Linked DNA regions of Homo sapiens: region 2 is linked to region 1. The links are chromatin contacts, found by Hi-C or POLR2A ChIA-PET in ENCODE. All regions are on one chromosome and are shown on one strand. Each heading gives the region's core, a stretch centred on a gene start or an enhancer-like site at or near the end of the contact. The rest is flanking DNA. Distances are from core to core; before and after follow the strand shown. Region 1 overlaps CACNA2D4 (calcium voltage-gated channel auxiliary subunit alpha2delta 4). Region 2 overlaps CACNA1C (calcium voltage-gated channel subunit alpha1 C).

Region 1 (3,532 bases), core at 134-2,633:
TGTGGAGGACACGGGCGGTGAAGGAGGCTGGCCCCGCTGCTCAAAATCTGAGCCCTACAGACACCTCCTACAGCCCCCGCCCCCACCGCACACATCCCCGAGCATTGCAGGATATATTTGACTTCTGTCGCCTCCTGCAGCACTGGTGGGAAGATGCTGCAGTCACAGGTGGGGTCTGTCACCAGGAGGAGGAGGTTACTGTTGGGAATCTGCTGCACCACAAATACCCTGCAGCAAAGAAAGGGAGTCGAGGATGGCTCCGTGGCGACCACGAGAAGGGCTTCTAGGGAAGGAACTTCTGGAGACTTTAGTGTGGAGTTAGGGTGGCAGGGAAGCCCGGAACCATGAGGCAGGGCGGGTCGGGGCAGCTAAGGGAACGGGCCTGGCAGATGGCTCAGTCCTACTGGCTTTGCTCACAAGCCTTTGCTGCTGCATTTCCTTTCCTAGCAGACTGGAGACAGTGAGGAAGTCCAAACTGGGCCGCTTTGGAGAGTGCAGAGTTGCTATTAATATATGCAGGGACGACAGGCGTAAATCAAGACCGTCCGGAGCAAATGGGCGGGCGAGGCAACACTTGCTCTGGGTGAGGGTGGCGGGGGCAGGCCCGGGCGAAGCGGCAGCGCTGGAGCTTGGCCACCAGGTGGCGCAGTGGCCCCGCGCTCGGCGAGGCCGCCCTGCGAGGAGTGGCGCGGAGTGGGGCGGAGCCCGCCCGCCAGGCCCACGGCCTTCCCAGCAGTCCCAGCGGCCGCCTACCGAGCGCCTCCCCTGGGATGGGCGGTCTCACACACCCAACGTGCACACCACAGCCGTGTATACTCTCAGCCTTCACGGCTCTGTATGAGGCTGGTGTTGTGCCCATTTTGCAGATGAGAGAATGGAGACTAGAGGAGGCGAAGTCACTTGCCCACGGTCATAAGCGGGGGAGCGCAGAGCCAGTTTTCAATTCAGGAGTGTCTACTCTGAAGCCCTCGCTTCACTCCGGAGCCCGCTGGCTCTATCCTCGCACCGAGCCTTTGCGACAAGTGCACAGGGAACGCTAACCCCAGCCCTCAACGCTGCACAGAACCCGGGGTGAAACCCGCGCAGCACGACGCGCAGGGAGTGGGGGAGAAGGGAGCCCCGATGCCAGCGCCGCAGGTGCCGCACTGTTAAATGGTGTGCCACGGGCCCGGGGGTCTAGGGACCGCCTGGCGAGCGGCACGTCTGGCTGAGGCGACCCTCGAGGAGGCCGCCGCATTCCCAGCGTGGGGGTCCTCCCGGGCTTGGGTGCGGGGGGTCAGCAGGAGAGACCCTTCCGCGCGGCCTCCCTGCCTCCCCGGGGCCAGGGCGGGTTATAACTAGCGGCTTCCACACAGCAGGAAGCCTGACAGAGGCTGCCCGCGGGGCTCCCAGCGACCCGAGGACATCGCACACTTCCGGCCTTCTCTTCTCACACTCCCTCTGCCTTCCAAGTTCTCCCCACGCAGCTCAGGCGCGGGCACTGGCACCGCCCTGGGCACCGCCTGAGCAGGGCTGGGGGAGACCCGCCGAAGGGCCCACTCGCCCAGAGACGCCGTGGGGTCACGGCTGCGGCCTCGGCGGGGTGGGCTCGACACACAGGGTCAGGCCTCGGGACCACCTCTCCCCATCCCGGCTGTCCCGGTCCCCAGCCGTCCTGCCCGCCTCAGACCGTCCGCCTCCTGCGTGTCTCCTCCACTGAGGACGGCGGGGGAAGACCCCGGGAGCGTGGGCTCTGCACTTAGACGCATCCCCTCCTCCCGGCTGTGGAGCCGTTTCCCGGGGGTTCCGGGGCCCTGCCCGCACTTCCGCCTTGCCGAGGGCGGGAGGAGTGTGGCGGGACGGGCGGCGCCGCCCTGCGGTCTTACTTCTGGCAGGGCCCGCACTCCACGATCCCGTTGGCCTCCCGGATGGCCGGCTGGTACACGAACACGGGGTACTCCGTGTCGCAGGGCTGCAGCGGGTCCTGCTTCTTGTGTTTGTGGGCTGCGGGCGGAGAAAGGACATCACGCCACCGAAGGGGCCTCTGGCCTGCGGTGACCTCGCCTCGGCACTCCCAGGGCCAGAGTTCACCCCAGTGCATTTGCAGAGGGTCCCTCCTCAGGCAGTTCTCAGGACACGCGTGGGAGGAGCCGGGCGGGGGGTGAGGGGAGGGAAGACACCCGGAGTCTCTGGAGAGGGTGGCTTGGCACGGGGAGCGCCGCAGGGGCCCTGAGCCTCGGTGGAGGGAAAGCGCTTCCTCTGGGGAGCCTGGCCCTCACTGAGCTGGGGGCAGTGCACCATCTCCAGGGCCCCTTCCAGCACTCAGATCCCGGGGGAGGGTCTGAGCGGGGAGCAGAGGCAGTAGGGGCACCAAGGGGTGGCTTGGGGGTACTTAGGCCCACCACCCCTCCCTTCACTGTGGACAGACGCAGTGCAGTTCCTGGGCAATCCTGCCCTGCTCTCCCGCACAGCCAGGCCCACACTCCACCCATTGAGCCTGAGCGCCTGCGGTGGGGGCAGCCGGGCAGGTGGGCTCCAGGCCTGGGGCTGCGGAAGCCCAGAAGCCACAGCCACCCGGTGCGGGACTCCTCGGGGGCTGCGCGATTTGCCTTAGCTCCCTGGGACAAGGACAGTGGACTCAACCAAAGGTGGAGGCGAGTGCCTCAGCCCCGCTCTGCAGGACCCGAGTCCGTTCCCTCCCGGAGCCTCCTGAGGTGGGCACATGGCAGAGCAGGGCCCTGCCACACAGGCTGTCTGCATGGCCCTTCTGTTCTCAGGGCCTGGCTGTGGCCCCCAGGGATAGACCTAGAGGCAGGGAGCACAGGTGTGAGCTACCTTCCCAGGCTCATGCAGAGTCCTACAGGAGAGCATGGGTCTCCCCAGCTTCCAAATCCAGAAGCTCCCAGCCAGAGCTGGAAACCCAGAGGGGACACTAGCTGGCGTGCAGAAAACTCTCACCGAGAGGAGCAAGCCCACAGCGGCCAGGGCTGTGAGTTTTGTCCCCAGGGCTGGGCACAGAAGCCTGCCTGACAATGGCAGGGTTGAGTGGCGTCCCCAGGGTCACGCAGTGGAAGGGGCTGCAGCACCTACGCCCCGGCCTGGGACTCCAAGTCCAGTGCGCCTTCACTGGGGACACTGACATCTGTGTAGGCCAGACCAGGGGGAGGAGCTCCAGGGGACAGGTACCCCAGAGAAGAGAAATTCTGAGCAGGCAGATTGAGGGGGATCATCTTCAACTTTTGCAAGATGCAGCTGCTGACAGAGACAGAGGGGACAGTGTCCTGTCACTGACACCTAGTGACTGTGAACACCCCAGAGCAGCCCCACCCGATCGCGGATGTGAGTCCAGAAGGAGTCTGGAGACACAGCCCGAACTGCCCTGAGCCCAGGGGCAGAGGAAGCCCCAAGCCAAGGCCAGCAGAAGAGAACGAAGAGCAAGCCAGAGAGAGGACCACAGTGGAGATGAAGAGATGGGATAAGCTGGGGACAGCCCAGGTGGTGGGAAGTTCTGGAACCCCATGGCAAAGGTTCTAGGAACACGGAGGAACTGAGC
Region 2 (3,123 bases), core at 231-2,730, 590 kb after region 1:
CAAATGTTCCTGAACTGGCAAATCCCAGAATGTATTTTGCCCTGGGCACCCTTTACCTCCTCATTAAATAAGAAAATAACCCATGAGTATTTGAAAGGAACTTGCATCGATGTGGAACTGACTGACTTAGAATAGAGCTCATCCGAGATCTTGAGATGGGCTTATTGACACAACCGCCTTTCAGCTGTTCTTGAGAGTCCCACAGGATGGGGAAAGCCTTGGTATTAGTCACTGGGATCAGAGCTGGGAAGCTGCTTAGCTCTGGGCTCAGCAGGCTGGACCAAGGCCACTTGTAGGTAAGAGAGGCAGTGTTCCCTAATGCACTCTAGATCAGCTGGAACTAGTTTGTAATCCTGGATTCAAGTCCCAGCACTATCATTAATGAACTGTGTGATCCAGGCAAGTGGTTTATCAGCCTTCTCTTCCATAAAATGGGGTGCTGTGCTGTGTAGGTGTGCCTGGCTTGTAAGCACTAAACGAGTGTAGCTATTACTATGATCATATGCAAGCAGCACCTGTAGCATTTGGAAGGCTCAGGAAAAGAAGGGTGGGTGGGAGCAAAGGCAAACAAGAGCAGTGGAGACTAAAGCGGGTTGTCTCGTGGCGATGCTTAACCTAGGGGCCTGGAATTTCCCCCTTTGCCTGGTCTTACTGTCATTGGAATAATCGTAACCACTCCTGGGTGGTAAGAGATCAGCAACATAGCTGTAGTTCGTTGGGTGGCAGGAATGTGCCCTTTGTCCTTGGTTTCTAAGTAATGATGTCTTCATGTCCGGTTGAGCGAGGGGTCAGCTTCAACCCTACGATAAACCAGTGGAGTTATAAATGGAAAGCCTGAATTCCCAGACAGAGGAGGCGATCCAATGAGACAGCAGAGTAAGTAGGGAATTTTCACTGCCTCGTCTGCAATGATAATGTGAATAGCAATAATAATCATCCTAAGAAAGGATTTTGTCTCAGAGCCAAGGCAAGGAAAAGAGCCTTTTCCCATGCCTTGCTGGGGAGAGCTGAACACTCAAACCACGTCAAAATAGAAGGAACCAAAAATACAGTGAAGTACCCTTTGCCCCAGTGAGAAGCCAGTGCAAGACAACGCCCTGCAGAATGGGCCAGAGGGCAGAAGAAGAGGCCAGGGCCCAGTCCTGAATTTGTCTGTTGGTTCTCACTTCCTCCTTTAATCATTTCAGAAGAGCTGTTAATGAGCAGGAAATCTAATTGATTAGCATTTCATCCTGGCTTCCCTTTCTGCCAAAGGTGCTAATGAGCAGGGAAATCACAGATCCTCCGGGTGCAAGGTACTTGAGAGGTTGTGAATGCATTTGCCACCCCTACATGGAGAACCTCATCTGAACCTCAGCAAACTGATAAGGACCACTCTGATTTTTAAAACCCTCCAGACAAGCTGCCTTCCTTCTGTGGATCACACACCACCCAGGTTAGCAGCAGTGCCACCAGAAACACTGTTGCACTCAAGTTTTCTCGCAGGTGACTCATCTGCATGCTCCTTGGCGGAGAATCGCGGGTTACTGTACTGTCTTTGTGTAAGAGTTCTTCATATTCTCGAAGATGTTTGTTACATCTTGTTTCTACTGTCTTTCCTCCAGGTTACACATTGTGCGTCTTTCACCCTTTCTGTGCAAGTTGTTCTTTCTGACCCTAATCACCTTATGTTGTTGGATCTTACTCCAAGTTCATCTACTTTGGTCGTGGATTCGGAACTGAGCCTAGAGTCCATGAAGGACTCTAGCAAGAATGAGCACAATTAGAGGTCTCCTGGCACCCTGTTGTTGTCTCCTTTTTTTCTTTCTAACAAAAGCCCATGGTCAGTCTCTCCAGTTCATGACTCTTTTTCAACCCCAGCCTCCCTTTCTCCGTTTGTGTACATGCCCTATTTTTCTTTTCCTGGTAGACAACCCTGCACTTTTCCTTCTCTGAGCAGCAACAGTGAAAGGGAAGGGAGGTGGAGGGAGAGTAAGCCACATGGGCAACCTGCAACCTGGGTCTCCAGCCTCTTGCAGTCTTGGTCCTCACCGTGGCATAGTATAGTACCAGTAGAGGCACTGCAGGGACAGATGAACTCCATAGCAAGGCATTGCAAGAGGCCTTTGGAGAAATTCCTTTGCAATTTGAGCAAAGCCCACTCCTTGGCTTAGCAAATCTTTTTACTTTTTGGTCTGCTAGAATTTACTGCATGCGTAGTTATCCAGAAGGTACGTCTCTGTCCCATTCGGCTTTATTAGACGCCATCTGGAAAGGGGCTGGGAGTGGTCAGCCTCAGGGAGGGGAGCCAACTGACCGTGAAAGGAGGGAGATGAGAGCGAAGTAAGCATAGTGCTCGCTCCCCAAGGATTGAAACTGCCTGCCCCGAGCTGAAGACTTACAAAGACGTAGTCCAGATTCCCAGAGAAAATGAGGCTTTATACCCATAACAAGTTGTAATTTGAGTCACCGGGGAAGTTAAGAAAGTGAAAACATGAGCAAATGCCAGTGTGATGGAATCAGAGTCTCCATGCTGGAAGAGACTTCAGAGGGATCTGCTTGAGCTCCCTGGCTTTATAGACAGGAAGACCGGCCCCCTCAGATGCACACAGCCAGGTACTGCACGGCCGGGCCAGAGGCTTTTCTGATGCCTGCCTCCCTCTCCCGGCAACGGAACCTCATCACCTAGTTCTGATAGGAAAAAAAAAAAATGAGGTGATCAGAAAACAACTTCCTCAACTTTCTCAGTCTCCACCAGCAACTAAAATTGTTCCTGTATCCCCCTCACCTTATCCACTTAGCACCCCTACACCCAAGGGCAGCTAGGACCCGCTGCTGTCTCTCCATGACCTCCCTCCCTCTGTAGCCTTAGGTAGGCCCCTGGCAGCTTTTGCCTGGAAATTTGCAACAGTCTCTTGACGGGTCCCCCTGCCTCCCTCCATTCTTAGTTCACCTGTCACTCTGTGGCTGCCTCACCCATCTAAGAAGCAAACCTGGTAAAATTGCTTCTGTTTAAAAGTCTTGAAATCCTGCAATGGCCTCAGTGGCCCCTAGGATAACTATAAACTCCTTAACATGGGCTACAAATAGGTGGTTTTCACCCCTGGGTGTATATTAGAATCACCTGGGATCTTTTTAAAATTA

What was found. A loop is a pair of places that touch in the nucleus more often than their neighbours do. ChIA-PET counts read pairs that join two places held with the same protein, here RNA polymerase II (POLR2A). Pooled maps may share reads with other maps.
Region 2: a map of Right ventricle myocardium inferior shows a loop between it and region 1 (2.7-fold over the local background). The contact joins two enhancer-like sites. A Hi-C loop is called at or near these places in 1 of 168 maps with a recorded cell type or tissue (Right ventricle myocardium inferior) and 8 of 50 pooled maps. POLR2A ChIA-PET finds 5 or more read pairs at or near these places in 1 of 52 experiments (H1).

The regions. Positions count from the first base shown.
Region 1 is chr12:1,795,553-1,799,084 of GRCh38, forward strand. It overlaps CACNA2D4 (calcium voltage-gated channel auxiliary subunit alpha2delta 4), which reads right to left. Exons shown (of 38, transcript NM_172364.5): 35 at 1,866-1,983; 36 at 116-228. Among named protein-coding and RNA genes, the nearest start is that of LRTM2, 23 kb to the right of the region's middle. RefSeq lists enhancers at 1-562, 674-1,579, 1,580-2,484 and silencers at 523-852, 1,193-1,322, 1,423-1,652. Within about 2 kb of position 1,384, at least 30 of the 41 ENCODE cell types and tissues checked have a DNase peak (open chromatin) inside an H3K27ac peak, as active enhancers do.
Region 2 is chr12:2,382,696-2,385,818 of GRCh38, forward strand. All of the region lies in intron 3 of CACNA1C (calcium voltage-gated channel subunit alpha1 C), which reads left to right. Among named protein-coding and RNA genes, the nearest start is that of CACNA1C-IT3, 110 kb to the left of the region's middle. Within about 2 kb of position 1,481, at least 8 of the 41 ENCODE cell types and tissues checked have a DNase peak (open chromatin) inside an H3K27ac peak, as active enhancers do.